Linked DNA regions of Homo sapiens: all the other regions are linked to region 2. A link is a contact called in ENCODE Hi-C or POLR2A ChIA-PET data. All regions are on one chromosome and are shown on one strand. The core of a region is the stretch at or near the end of the contact, and the rest is flanking DNA. Distances in the headings are between cores, read along the strand shown. Region 1 holds the start of HSPA4 (heat shock protein family A (Hsp70) member 4). Region 2 holds the start of KIF3A (kinesin family member 3A). Region 3 holds the start of SLC22A4 (solute carrier family 22 member 4). Region 4 holds the start of ZCCHC10 (zinc finger CCHC-type containing 10). Region 5 overlaps CARINH (colitis associated IRF1 antisense regulator of intestinal homeostasis).

What was found. A loop is a pair of places that touch in the nucleus more often than their neighbours do. ChIA-PET counts read pairs that join two places held with the same protein, here RNA polymerase II (POLR2A). Pooled maps may share reads with other maps.
Region 1: a map of CD4-positive, alpha-beta T cell shows a loop between it and region 2 (5-fold over the local background). The contact joins the promoter of HSPA4 here to the promoter of KIF3A in region 2. A Hi-C loop is called at or near these places in 6 of 168 maps with a recorded cell type or tissue (CD4-positive, alpha-beta T cell, CD4-positive, alpha-beta memory T cell, CD8-positive, alpha-beta T cell and 1 more), 3 of 37 single-sample maps with no recorded cell type and 16 of 50 pooled maps. POLR2A ChIA-PET finds 5 or more read pairs at or near these places in 6 of 52 experiments (CD4-positive, alpha-beta T cell, CD4-positive, alpha-beta memory T cell, HEK293 and 3 more).
Region 3: a loop to region 2 is called in a map of naive thymus-derived CD4-positive, alpha-beta T cell, with 3 times the contacts of the local background. The contact joins the promoter of SLC22A4 here to the promoter of KIF3A in region 2. A Hi-C loop is called at or near these places in 1 of 168 maps with a recorded cell type or tissue (naive thymus-derived CD4-positive, alpha-beta T cell) and 6 of 50 pooled maps. POLR2A ChIA-PET finds 5 or more read pairs at or near these places in 2 of 52 experiments (HEK293 and WTC11).
Region 4: a map of CD8-positive, alpha-beta T cell shows a loop between it and region 2 (2.2-fold over the local background). The contact joins the promoter of ZCCHC10 here to the promoter of KIF3A in region 2. A Hi-C loop is called at or near these places in 1 of 168 maps with a recorded cell type or tissue (CD8-positive, alpha-beta T cell) and 10 of 50 pooled maps. POLR2A ChIA-PET finds 5 or more read pairs at or near these places in 2 of 52 experiments (H1 and SK-N-SH).
Region 5: a loop to region 2 is called in a pooled map, with 4 times the contacts of the local background. The contact joins the enhancer-like site here to the promoter of KIF3A in region 2. A Hi-C loop is called at or near these places in 6 of 50 pooled maps. POLR2A ChIA-PET finds 5 or more read pairs at or near these places in 3 of 52 experiments (activated CD8-positive, alpha-beta memory T cell and activated T-cell).

What each region holds. Positions count from the first base shown.
Region 1 is chr5:133,050,606-133,053,305 of GRCh38, forward strand. It overlaps HSPA4 (heat shock protein family A (Hsp70) member 4), which reads left to right and starts at 1,408. Exons shown (of 19, transcript NM_002154.4): 1 at 1,408-1,752. The coding sequence starts at 1,646. RefSeq lists enhancers at 695-1,657, 844-893, 964-1,013, 1,204-1,383, 2,622-2,700.
Region 2 is chr5:132,736,276-132,738,975 of GRCh38, forward strand. It overlaps KIF3A (kinesin family member 3A), which reads right to left and starts at 1,271. Exons shown (of 19, transcript NM_001300791.2): 1 at 1,139-1,271. The coding sequence starts at 1,144. RefSeq lists an enhancer at 576-675 and a silencer at 826-1,135.
Region 3 is chr5:132,293,057-132,295,756 of GRCh38, forward strand. SLC22A4 (solute carrier family 22 member 4) reads left to right here and starts at 1,338. Exons shown (of 10, transcript NM_003059.3): 1 at 1,338-1,953. The coding sequence starts at 1,561. RefSeq lists enhancers at 311-929, 746-795 and silencers at 1,026-1,385, 1,456-1,505.
Region 4 is chr5:133,025,227-133,027,926 of GRCh38, forward strand. ZCCHC10 (zinc finger CCHC-type containing 10) reads right to left here and starts at 1,323. Exons shown (of 5, transcript NM_001300816.3): 1 at 1,271-1,323. The coding sequence starts at 1,311. RefSeq lists an enhancer at 1,083-1,392 and a silencer at 1,473-1,602.
Region 5 is chr5:132,472,320-132,475,019 of GRCh38, forward strand. The region is part of intron 3 of CARINH (colitis associated IRF1 antisense regulator of intestinal homeostasis); the gene reads left to right. Among named protein-coding and RNA genes, the nearest start is that of IRF1, 17 kb to the right of the region's middle. RefSeq lists a silencer at 913-992. Within about 2 kb of position 1,337, at least 9 of the 41 ENCODE cell types and tissues checked have a DNase peak (open chromatin) inside an H3K27ac peak, as active enhancers do.

The DNA.
Region 1 (2,700 bases), core at 158-2,657, 310 kb after region 2:
TGGTAATCAACCCGGGTTTGGGGTTGCTCCTATAGAGTGAAGTACCTCCGGAGGTGGCAGGAAATGCAGGTATTTAAAGGGAAGGGCATACCAGGGCAATGTAATTTCTTCTTTGCTCATTCACTTTTAAAATGGCTGAAGGGCAGGTACTCTAGCCTTGAGACCTTCAACTCATGATGTACCCTCCAGCAACGGAGAATTTCTTTTTAGTCCTTAAACTATGGTCTCTATTGCTAGTTTTCCAAACTTGAACACAGCCTTTTCCTTTTCTGGGAAGTTGTCCTAGTCTCCACCATTCTGTGCATATAGCACTCGCCATTCTGTACTGGGGTCACCTTTACTTGTTTAGCCACCCTCATGATGGGGATGATCCAGGTTTTGCAGAGGTGAAACTTATATACCATTGGGGGGCCCTACAAATACACAAAACAAATAATTAAAACGACAAATCACAACACATTACTAGAGACTTGGAGATTCAGATTCTCCTTAGATCTCTCTGGGTAATTTATTAGAAATGCTTACATAGATTTGCTTCCTAATCTCAAGCTGGCTTCCCCTCTCCACAACTCAGCAACTATCTATTCTCCCAGGAGGCCATACAAGCGAGGGGCCCTGAAGCTTAACATTTATTAACTTCATGTAAAGGTCTGAGCGGACCTTTCAGGCCAGGCAGCGTGTCACTTGCCTGTGTTCCTTGTTAGGGCCTACCACCGGGTAGGTGCTTGGAATGTGCTGTGGATTAAAGGCTTAAATCCTGCGGGCCCCTCAATCTGATCTAAGGACATGAGTGGCTTAGAGAACGGCGCAACAAGGCTAAGCGAAAGAAAACAAAGCGGTGTGGCTGGGAGTGGGCTCCTTCCCTCCGCTGGTGAGGGTGCGATCTTAGACTCTTGAGAGAACCCGACATAAAGGCCGCGTTCCAATGGCGGCCTTCTCCCCTACCGGCCAACCTGCCCCGAAAAGAGCAGAAGGCACCCTGCGGGATCTGCAGATCAGCTTGCGTCTCATTCTGGGGCACCGACACGGTGGAATGCAAGACACCCCACTACCGGAAGTTTCTTTGATGTTAAGAAAAACGGCGGAAGTAGGCCGCAGCGCTTCCTCAGTATAGTGCCTCGAGCTGGCTCGCCTACTTTCTACGGTAAAGGGAGGTGCTCCACATCTCTATGCAGCTGTGCAGCGCCGCAGGTTCCATGCGCAGGCTCGGTTGGCTAAATGCGCTTTCCAGCCATCTTTCAGCCACCCAGTCCTTTCCCAGGTTCTCGAGCCAGGACGTGACGTATTCAGACGTACTGGGGGCGGGGCCTCAAGGGGAAAAGCGCCTGAGCCGGGATATCGCGAGAACATCCCGTTCTTTCGTAGCTCTGGTGCTGCGGCTCCGCTCTCGTCGCAACGAGATCTTTCGAGATCTTCTCCGCCCCCGCTACCGGCGCCTCCTCTGCGGCCACTGAGCCGGAGCCGGCCTGAGCAGCGCTCTCGGTTGCAGTACCCACTGGAAGGACTTAGGCGCTCGCGTGGACACCGCAAGCCCCTCAGTAGCCTCGGCCCAAGAGGCCTGCTTTCCACTCGCTAGCCCCGCCGGGGGTCCGTGTCCTGTCTCGGTGGCCGGACCCGGGCCCGAGCCCGAGCAGTAGCCGGCGCCATGTCGGTGGTGGGCATAGACCTGGGCTTCCAGAGCTGCTACGTCGCTGTGGCCCGCGCCGGCGGCATCGAGACTATCGCTAATGAGTATAGCGACCGCTGCACGCCGTAAGTGTGGGCCGGGCCTGCCGCGTGCACTGGGGTTAGGAGATAATGCTTGTTCCAGTCTGGGACCCTCGCTGCTTGGGGAACGCGGGCCGAGGAGTCGCCTCCGTTCCGAGCCGAGGTCCCGGTAGGTCAGGGACCCCCAGTAGGTATTAGGACACTAGGGGCCGCGGCCCACTATGAGCGTGGGTGTGTGCTAAGCGCGAGGGCCTTTTCCCCGGTGGCCCGTCGGCCGAAGAAAGGCTTCTGGCCGGTACTCGGACCAGCGGAGGGCACGGGTAGGAACTGGAAGGACTGCAGGCCTAGGATGTAAACGGATCGCGGTCCTTTTCTTGAGGGCAGAGACCAGGCCCAGGTCGTACTGAGTCTTTTGAGTCCAACAGAAAGCTCAGAACTTTGCACACAGCAGGCGCTTAATAATAGTTGAATCGAACGGGTTCTGGGGCTTGCCAGCCGCGAGACCGTGGAGCGGTCAGCGTCCCACGTGAGTGGGGGCGGGGCAGCGCCCGGAAGAGAGCGAGCTGGAGCAGCCTCAGGCACGGGTTCCGGATGGACTCGGGGTCTTGAGATTGGGTTGGCACGGATAGGAATTTAATAAAATCGGTGCTCTTATGATAACTTTGCAATCGCTTTTGTTTTCCACATTATTTCGGGATATTGTGCTATATTGGGTCACTCTCTGTTTTGTGCGCGTTAACCCCTCAATAGGGTTGCACTTTAACGATAATGCATTCTAACCAGTGTGTTGGCCACAATTGTTAGTGGCTCAAGGGCCCGCCTTGACTTCTAGAACCCATAGTAAGTTTTGGGACCAGCATAGACACAGTTCTAAAAAATGGTGGGTCACTCAGGTCTTTCACTGGTTACAGTGTCTGCCTTTTGAATACTTGTAGATACATTTTAATCCGTTGTCGTGTTCTTAGACAAAATCTTGTAAGAAGTTCTGTATTA
Region 2 (2,700 bases), core at 21-2,520:
TGAGAAATTTCACAAAAATAATTTCTAAAGTCTCTTCTTGGGAGGAAAAAAAATGACCTGTTATCATCTGCAGACCATCATTCTTACATGGCAATACATTCCAATTCACCAGAATCTACTTCTCTCTATTGTAGGATACCCACCCACTTCATTATTAAGGTTTTGTGTCTTACGTCTGTAAATATGTATGATTTTCACCTCTGCCCAAGAAGGCAAGCCTCTCTCTTTCCAAGTTCAAGAACCTGACTGGTGTTGCTCAATGTTGTATCTTCAGGGCCTAGCATGTGGTTGGTGCCCAATATTTACTGAATTAAAACTTGAAAGCAGTGAACAGAACAAATATAGAGCATTTAATCTTAAATGTCAAGCACTGTCCTTCTAGTCTCCTGTGTATTATTTCACGCGGATAACAACCCCATGAGGTAAAGTTTACATGGGAACTAAGGACCCAGACAGATTAAATAATTATCCGAGGCCTCACAACCACTAAATAAGCGGCCATGGCTCAATTTTCCTCCATGACCCCTAATAAGGGGTCTTAGAAGGCCCCATTATTAAGTTCACGATAACAATCTGTGAAATCCTGGAAGATAAACATAACACCGCCACACACACAAAGACACCTACGGGTTTCATTCTGCATCATAAGCTAAAGCGCCACAAGAGCAATGACAGCTCAAGGCTAGGAGACTCGGAGTATGGGGCCTGGAATAGGGGCAGGCAGCCTTCGCTCCGCTGCCTCCCTGCGCTTGCTCCGAGGCGCAAAGGCCTCACCAGGTGTGCAGCATCCAAAGAGCCCCACCGTGGCCACCCCCAGACGCCCCGCTCAGCAGGAAGGGCTGCGAGCCAGAGCGCATCCTCCAGCACAGCGCCTTTTTGATAAGCGGCGCAGGCCCCACGGGATGCAGCAGCGACGAGGGCGGCAGGGCCTGACCCCAGGTCCCTGTCGAGGCCGGCCGGACCCCCGCGGCCCCGGGGCTGACCAGCCAGGCTCTCCAACCACCTCCACCGCACGACCGAGCCTGCCCCGCCCCACCCAGGCCGCCTGCCGGCTCCGCGCCTCCATGGCAACGGCCGCGCCCCCGGGCCAGGCCGCTAGGATGAGAAGAAACCCCAGAAGCGAAGCGACTCTCCTCACCGGCATCTTGGCCCCCTCCCGTGCCCGGCGGACGTCCCCGCCCGGGGTGCAGCCCAGCGACACCGGGTGCGCAGAAAGGATGGCCAGAGACTACCGAAACACCTCGTTGACGCTCTCGAGACTGCGGCTTCTCGGGCGAGAGCGCCCAGTGCGCAGCCGCATTCCGAGCTCGCCCCGCCCCAAGCCCAGTCTCAGGCTCTCTCGGCCCTTGAATTACGCCTGCGCGGAGGCTTTCCGAGTCCATCTCCTAGGACGCCAGACTGAGGCCGCGCGTGCGCAATGCTGCCATTCTGCTGCGCTAGAAATGTGGCACGCACTGAGGCGGAGGTAACCTGGCAGCCCGGGGTTGGGAGGAGGAGCTGCTCTTAGGCCCGTCTTCTGGCCCTTGCAATACCCGGAATATTAAAATCAGTAATAGCAATTGTACATTTTGTCTCATCCGAAGAATTGAAGACCTTACCTACCTGACCTCGCTTGATTGCTAACTTCCTCATGACCTGTCTTACCATTAGAAAGTGAGCTCTCTTAAGGAGATTGTTAGTATTCTCACATCTATCTCCAGAGCCCACACAGAGCCTGGCACAGAGTGGGATTTTTATACGTGTTGGTCAAAGAACCAGTGATCCGTCCATCCTCTTTCTAGTCCACTTGAATGTGTAATGGGCATTTCAAGTTAATCATGTCCAGAATTGAAATCTTGATCCCCCATCAATCGCCCCACTACCCACTCCACCCCCATCAAAAAATTTAAAAGGGCTCTCTCTCATCCCTCTCAGACTTTCTTCATCTCAATATGTGGGAGCTTAATTCCGACAACTGCTCAGGTCAAAATTGCAGTCTCTTTCATACACAATATTCTATCTTTAAATACAGCCTGTTGTATCTATCTTTGTAGTGGAACCAGAATTTGGCCACTTCTACCACCACCATCGTCTCTCACGTGCATTACTACAATCGCTCAGAACTGGTTTCCTTGATTGTGTGTCCTTGTCCCTTTTCAGTGTGCTGGACAGGAGCCAGAGTGCTGGTGCTAAAACATGAATCAGATCTTCTCTTTTCTCTGCTCAAAACCCTCCATTGATTTCCCATCTTACAAAGCTAAAGCCACAAGCCCTACAATCCTCCCTCTTGCTTCTTCTGCACCAGCCCCACCTGGCCTCCTTGCTTCATCCAACATTCCCGTCGTGCTTCCATCTTAGCATGCAAGGGCTGTGAGCTTGCAGTAGGAACTGATAGAAATAAAGATAAAGCATTTTACATAGTGCCAGTGTACTGTTCTACATGCTTTCGTTTTTTAATTCATTTAATCCACACAATAACCTTTTGAAATAGATACTATTTATTATTATTTTACAGATAAAGTAATTGAGGCACAGGACCATTAAATAACTTTTCCAAGGTCATACATATAAACAATGGCAGAGCCCAGGTCCAAACCCAGGCAGCCTAGACAGCTCTTTCCCTAAAAAACCACCTGACCACTCACCTCCTCCAGAAAGTCTTTGTTCACATAACCCCAGTGAACCCTAACATGATTTCCTTATTTAAAATTTCAACCTTCA
Region 3 (2,700 bases), core at 88-2,587, 440 kb before region 2:
AGGTAGGAAACTGAGGTTCCAAGGGGGTGGGAAGTCCTCCTAAGAGGAGGGGTCAGACTGGAAGCTACACAAAAAGAGGCAGAAATGTCCCTCCGCCTCTTAATCGGAGCCTGGGGAAACAAACACACTCGTGCAAAATCTCCAAAGAGGTGAGCTCTTCACCCTGTCAATTTTATCTGCCTCGTGAACCCCAGGGCTCAGGCTCCAGGCCCGGGCTAGCTCACACAACAGCAGAAGGGCCTTAGGTCTGGGCACTGAGCCAAAAAAAGGGAGGCTGTGGTCCCTGCTTTGGTTACCCTGCCGGGTCTGAGCGCCAAATCGGATCTCCTACTTCTCTCTCCCTCCCTCCCTCTGTTCCTGGACTGGGGGCAGGCCCTTCTGCTAACAGAAAGCCTTCCAGTCGGAGAAAGCTCTGACAGCCTGCCGCGATAAAGGGCCCTGGGGGCGTGAGGAGAGCAAGGGGCTCAAAATCAGAACCCAGCGTGACGACAGTGCCTCCATGACTGTGCTCCCGCAATGCGCAGGCTCCATGTCCTGGCGCCCGCCCGCCCATGGACCCGGCGGGGGCTTCCAGGCTGGGCTCAGCCATTACGCCGGCGTGCGGGGGAGGAAACTCGCCTCCCGGGCACTCGGTTGTCTCCTGCCCCCGCCCCTCCCTCCGATCCGGGCCCATCTCTGACGTAGTGTGACCTTGCTCATCCCTTCCAGGCTGTGGGCCTGTTTTCCCTGTGCAAGATGAGGGTCCTGGCTGTCCTGAGGACGCTGTCCGGGCGCCGCCAGGGGTGACCGAATTCAGCTCTGCTAGGACTGTTGGGAAATGAGCTCCCTGTCGGCGTGTGCCAGCCGCCTGCGCGAGGCGCCACAGGAGAGGGCGCGCTCCTGTCGCTCTGCCGCCCCCAGAAGTTTCCCGGGAACCGACTCCACTGACTCGCCCCTCCGCGCCCCACGCGTGGCAGCCTAAGCTCAGCCTCCAGATTGGAGGAGACCGCGGAGGGAACCCTGCTGGGGTCTGGGCCCGGGGCCACGCGGCCCGAGCAGATCGAGGGCCGACCCCTCCGAGAACTCGCTCTCTGGCCTCGGCTCCTCCCTTGCGCCCGCCCTCCCACGTGGGGCCCAGGTCTGGGAATCAGCGCTCGGGGGTGGCTGGGGACAACCGAGAACGAGCTTCTTCCCCGGCACGCGGGCGGAATGGCTGAGCCCAGCCTGGAAGCCCCCGTCAGGTCCTTGGGGGCGGGCGGGCGCGCGAAGCACAGGGCGGAGACAGCCGGGAGCCCAGCCTCCCGGGCTGGGCCGCCCTCCCCTTCCCCGCGCCCGGCCGGGGATGGGGGTGTGGTCCCAAGTGTACAGTGGCATCAAGCTCAGCGCGAGCTCCCGGGAACGCTCCAACGCCTTCAGCCTGTTTCCCAGGAACGGTCCCCGGCTTCGCGCCCCAATTTCTAACAGCCTGCCTGTCCCCCGGGAACGTTCTAACATCCTTGGGGAGCGCCCCAGCTACAAGACACTGTCCTGAGAACGCTGTCATCACCCGTAGTTGCAAGTTTCGGAGCGGCAGTGGGAAGCATGCGGGACTACGACGAGGTGATCGCCTTCCTGGGCGAGTGGGGGCCCTTCCAGCGCCTCATCTTCTTCCTGCTCAGCGCCAGCATCATCCCCAATGGCTTCAATGGTATGTCAGTCGTGTTCCTGGCGGGGACCCCGGAGCACCGCTGTCGAGTGCCGGACGCCGCGAACCTGAGCAGCGCCTGGCGCAACAACAGTGTCCCGCTGCGGCTGCGGGACGGCCGCGAGGTGCCCCACAGCTGCAGCCGCTACCGGCTCGCCACCATCGCCAACTTCTCGGCGCTCGGGCTGGAGCCGGGGCGCGACGTGGACCTGGGGCAGCTGGAGCAGGAGAGCTGCCTGGATGGCTGGGAGTTCAGCCAGGACGTCTACCTGTCCACCGTCGTGACCGAGGTGGGTGCCAGGCCGAGACCGTTGACCCGGGAGTGCCTGACCCTCCCTCTGCGTCAGCCCCCCTTGAGACTCCCTGCGCAGTGCCCGGGTCAGCGCTCCCCTCCCCCTCAAACCTGCTGTTCATACTTCCAGCAGCGGGTGTGCACCCCAAGAAAGAATAGGACTCACGCGAGGCGCATTCCTGGGTCGTTTCTGTCCAATAAGGAGGTGATGGAGAAAGGAGTTTGTCACCAACTGTCTTTTCATTTCCGATTTTCACAACAAATGAAGTTTCCTAAGAACCTAGATGTTGCGTTGGGGGAAGCGCAGCCCCAGGCTACCCAGACGCACTGCCTGAGTCACCTTCCTGCCAGGCATGGGAGGAGGGGTGTGAGGGACCTTGTTACTGGGCAGGGCGGGGCCAAATCTTGTCTGTTCCCTGGCCACAGACTTCTGGAGGCATCAGGAGGTGTACTGCCGTACCATATACTTGTGAGGTTTGGGGTCCTTTCCTGAGGCCCCAGTTTCTCTAAGACAGCAGATGGCCTCCTGAGGCTCATTGGGTGCAAGGAAGCACAGAAGGCGAAACCCCAGCTGGAAGCCCTGGCCCTCAGGGACCTCTCTGAGCACAGGGTGAGTTGGCAGGCAGGGGCTGTAGCCCCTCAGCACCCTGCGTGGTTAGTGGCAGGTTTTCTAAGTTCCAGGAATGAGGATGCACACACACTTCTCCCGCTTTTGCTGCTTCACATCTGGTAAGGACCTGGGTCA
Region 4 (2,700 bases), core at 73-2,572, 290 kb after region 2:
GCGCGCGGTAGCTCACGCCTGTAATCCCAGCACTTTGGGAGGCCAAGGCGGGCGGATCTCGAGGTCAGGGGATCGAGACCATCCTGGCTAACACGGTGAAACCCCATCTCTACTAAAAATACAAAAAACCAGCCGGGCATGGTGGCGGGCGCCTGTAGTCCCAGCTACTCGGGAGGCTGAGGCAGGGGAACGGCGTGAACCCGGGGGGCGGAGCTTGCAGTGAGCCAAGATTGCACCTCTGCACTCCAGCCTGGGAGACAGAGCAAGACTCCGCCTCAAAAAAAAAAAAAAAAAAAAAAAAAAAAAAGAAAGGGGCATCTGGGGTGACCCTTGCATTATTTGTCAGCTATGAATCTCTTCTGCCACTCTCTCTTGTTCATTAGGCGTAATGGCTATCTTTCAGTTCTGTAAAAAGTAAGTTTCAGGCTCAAAGCAATTATGCCACTATCCGGATGCTCTTTCTCAAAATCCTCGTATGACTGTTCCTTTTTCATCCTTTAAATCTCTGTTCAAATTCCACCTCTTCAGAGATGCCTTTCCAGTCCAACCAACCTAAAGTGGGCCTTTCCCTCTTTCCATCACAACAGCTTACTTCCTTCAAAGCTGTTATCACCAGCTGTATTTACAATTTGTGGTTTATCGACTGTTTCCATCACTAGAATGTAAGCTCTCTGAAAGCAAGGATTTTGTCTTGAACACCTCTATTTATACCCAATGTCTGGCACAGAACGGTAGGAACTAAATAAATTAATATTTATTGAAAGAGAGAATGAGTAGCAAAAGGTGGTAAGATAGCCTGGGAAAGCAATCGGCATTGAAGGCAGGGTGTTCCTAAGGAAGGCGCTAGAATAAGGAAGTAGGAAAAGGCAGCTGGGCTGGACACTGAATAGGAAACTGAAGGTTTACGTCGGCTGGAATAAAGGTGTCGGACCGGGGCTTCAGGGCTCCCCTGTCCACGCGTGGGGTTGGCGGAGGGGCATAAATCACTGAGTGACCAACTGTGGGCGTTCCTTTCAGAGAAACCAAACGCGACAGTTGTCTTCAAACCCCGCTCTGTCCCGTGCCGCAGACTTTACGCGGCTGTCTTCCGCGAAATCGCTAACCCCCGGTCACCAGACTTATCGCCCGGGCCCGAGCCCCCCGGGAGCCAGAAGAGTGTTTGAGAAACGGACATTCTCCGCCGGTCCCAATAGGGGTCCGACACCAGCCCGTTGACGCGCGTTTCCCCGCTCCCAGCCCTCCAGTGGACCCGAACCGGATCCTTACTTACGCTTGTCTCCGGGCTATTAGCCGATGCATGGGAGTCGCCATCTTAGCGCGGTCAAAGCCGGCCGCGCAGGGTTTTGGGAAACTCCTCGGAAGGGCGGGGCTTCCAACCGGGAGGCCGTAGACGTAGGCGGGGCCAGACAGGCTTCTAAGGGGAGGTATCTTAGTGCCGGCTGGTGGGTCGGGAGGGGAGGGGCTGGAGGGTCGGGAGGGGAGGGGCTGGAGGGTCGGGAGGGGAGGGGCTGGAGGGGCTGGAGGGTCGGGACGGGAGGGACTGGTGGGTCGGGAGGGGCCGGTGTCTCCAGTATGGGTCTCGGGTTCTCGGGCCGAACAGGGTTTCAAAGGATGATTACAGGCAAGAACATTATCTGTGGAAAATGAGGACAACATTCTCGAACGAGGGATACACATACAAAGACAAAGAATGAAACTTTGGTGTTCAGAAAACTAGAAGTAGTCTGGAGAATAGAAAGGAATTAGTTGACCAGGATTGAGACCATCAATTGAAAGAATGACTTTAGCAAGCCATGGAGTGCAAACATATACGTTATTTCTGTTTTTTATGTATTTCACAGCGTTGTTACGAGTACTAAATGGGACTGTATAACTAAAGCTGCTTTATCAAGCAGAAAAGGACTATACAAATATTTTAGAATATTTTAGCTGCACCTACATCTAATGTCAGCTCACGGAGCTATTATTCTCTTAAAACCCACGTTCTCTGAAATATATATAATTTTCTGAAGTGTGTGTGTGTTTCTGGGTCATCCATATTTTTTCCTTTTTTTTTTAATTTGAGACAGAGTCTCGCTGTGTCGCCAGGCTGGAGTGCAGTGGCGCGATCTCGGCTCAGTGCAACCTCTGGGTCCCTGGTTCAAGAGATTCTCTTGTCTCACACTCCCGAATAGCTGGGATGACAAGCACGCGCCACCATGCCCAGCTAATTTTTGTATTTTTACTAGAGACAGGGTTTCACCATGTTGGCCAGGATGGTCTCGATCTCCTGACCTCATAATCCGCCCGCCTCGGCCTCCTAAAGTGCTGGGATTACAGGCGTGAGCCACCGCGCCCAGCCATATTTTTTCAATTAATAATTAACACTTAAAATGTTTTAGGAGCTGAGGACAGAGCATTTGAACAAATAAAATCCGTGTACACATGGAACTTTCTACAGACAATGAATGAAGACTATTCTCATGGGCATAAGTACTCTAACGAAAAATATTTCAGAGTAAGGGATTAAAGAGTGATTAGGAGTTAGGGAAGGTGATGATGTGACCTTTGAGCACAACTTGTTCTTCAAAAAAATAGGCTCTTACATGTTGTGTTCTCCAGCTTGATTTTTTCATTCCTCAGTGTACTTATGAAAATGTTTTCCCGGCCAGGCGCAGTGGCTCACGCCTGTAATCCCAGCACTTTCGGAGGCCGAGAAGG
Region 5 (2,700 bases), core at 87-2,586, 260 kb before region 2:
GCGCCAAGACTCCCACCCCTGCAGAACCCAGCTCAAATGATTCCTTGAGCCCAGTGTGTGGCTCCACAAAAGAAAGTTCCTGGCACTTTTCATATTTATTTATAATTTTTTTTCTGATTATAAAAGTAATTATAGGCCAGTCAAGGTGGCTCACACCTATAATCCCAGTACTTTGGGAGGCCGAGGCAGGAGGATTATGTGAGCTCAGGAGTTCGAGACCAGCATGGACAACATGGCGAAATCCTGTCTCTACAAAAAATTAGCTGGGCATGGTGGTATGTACCTGTAGTCCCAGCTTCTCCGGAGGCTGAGGTGGGAGGATCACTTGAGCCTGTGAGGTCGAGACTACACCGAGATTGCACTAAGCCGAGATTGCACCACTGCGCTCCAGCCTTGGTCAACAGGGTGAGATTTTGTCTCAAAAAATAAGTAAAAGTAATTATAGGTCATCATGGAATATTTTTAAACTATAGAAATATAAAAAATATATAATCACCTGTAATCCCACCATCCAAAGATAATCACCTTTAGTATTGTGATGTATTCCCTCCATCTGTATTCCACAAAAAAATTATATATTAATTAGATTTGAATTGTGTATAGTTTCACATCTCCCTTTTCCTCTGTAAAATTGTGCTTTATGAGAAGGAGGGATTATTTTTAATGTAGAAGAAACTAGAAAACCTTTTTCTTAAAAAAAAAAAAAAAAAAAAAAAAGCAAAGCCCCACAGTCTGTAGTGGTTGGAGGACATCCTGTGGGGCTGCATGGTGGCTCTGTCGCACATCCGGTGTGAGCTGCGGGGCGGTGGCAGTGGCTGGGTCCTTTTCTCCCCTGGCCAGGCTACACCCTTCTGCCTGTGGGTAAGACAGAGTTTTGAAGCGTCTGTGCTCACCCTTTCCTCCCTAACACAGGATGCTGTGATCATTCACCCTATCAAAAGGCATGTGGGGTTGTGATCGTTACTGTTTGCATCTCAAGTTGTGCGGCACAATGTTTTCTCGTGTGTTATCTCACCTGAGACTCACACACCCTGTGAGACAGATAAGACAAATGATGTTATACCCATTTTACAGATGAAGAAACTGAGGCTACAAAAGATCTAGTGGCTTATTTGAGGCCACATAGCTAGTAAGTGGCAGAGTGGGGACTTTTTGCAGATCTGGCTGGCATCCAGTAACTATTTTTTTTCCTCTATACTTTTTTTTCCAGTAGTCCTAGCTTTTCCAGAGCTAAACTGAGTCCCCTTAGTATTCCCTTAGTAAGGCCAAGGACTGAGAGTGTTATGAGTATTGTGGATGTGTGGAGGGGCCATGCAACTCCTTCCTGGGAATCTTAAGCCAAGCCCTGTGGCCTCTGACTAGCTGTCCTAGGTGGCCTGACCTCAGGCAAGCCCCTCCATGACCACTCAGAGCCAGCACCTCAGCTCACTGAGGTTTGGGGAGGGGGCTCAAAGAGGCAGCTGCTTCCTATAGAGAGGTCCAGCAGAGGCACTATCCTGGGGGGCATCCTTCTTGACCCCCTCCATGCCATGGAGGCCCATTCCCTGCCCAGGGCTTTAGAGTCTGAGCTTCTCCCAGAGGGAATGGAGTCTTTCACAGAGAGGCTGTAGAGCCTTGTGAGGCTGAGTCCAACCCACGTGCAGGGATTTTGGGCAGCTGCATCCCCCAAATGGTTTCCCAGTGGATCAGTTTCCTATTGCTGCTCTAACAAATTATCATAAACAGGGGCTTAAAACAACACAATTTTTTATTTATTTATTTATTTTTTTGGATACAGGGTCTTGCTCTGTCACTCAGGCTGGAGTGCAGTGGCTCAATCTTGACTCACTGCAACCTCTCCCTCCTGGGCTCAGGCCATCCTCCTACCTCAGCCTCCCAAGTAGCCAGGACTAAAGGCACGTGCTACCACACCTGGCTAATTTTTTGTATACTTTATAGAGACAGGGTCTCACTATGTTGCCCTGGCTGGTCTCAAACTCCTGGGCACAAGCAATCTGCCTGCCTCAGCCTCCCAAAGTGCTAGGATTACAGGTGTAAGCCACTGCACCTGGCCCGTTTCTTTTCTTATAGTTCTGTAGTCAGAAGTCCAAAACAGGTCTCACTGGGCTAAACTCAAGGTGTCAACAGAGCTGCATTTCTTCCTGGGGGCTCTAGTGGAGAATCCCTTTCCTTCCTTTCCCTTTCCAGCTTTTAGAGGCTGCCTGCATTCCTTGGCCTGCAACCCCTTCCTCCACTTTCAAAGCCAGCACTGGCTGGTCAGGTTTTTCACAATGCGATCTCTCTGGTTCTGACCCTTCTGCCTCCTCCTTCTTCATTTAAGAACCCTTGTGATTACACTGGGCCCACACCAATAATCCAGGGTAATCTCTCTATTTGCAAGTGAGCTGGTTAGCAACCTTAATTCCATCTGCAGTTTTAATTCCTCTTTGCCATGTAGCAACATATTCATAGGCTCATGCATTAGGACGTGGACCTCTTTATTCCACTGTGGACCAATACTCTGCCTTCCACACCTAGCCTCTCTTCTGAGTTTTCCAAGGGCCCCCCATCCTCAGGCATCCTCAGGCATAGACAGCCGGCTGGGCCAGACCACAGTCAGGATGTTCCCGCCACTATCAGAGAGGTCCTTTCTACCTAAGTCCCCTCCCACCTGCCTGCTCCTCTTTCAGCTCGGTCTGTCCTGGATTCCTCTTCCTTCAT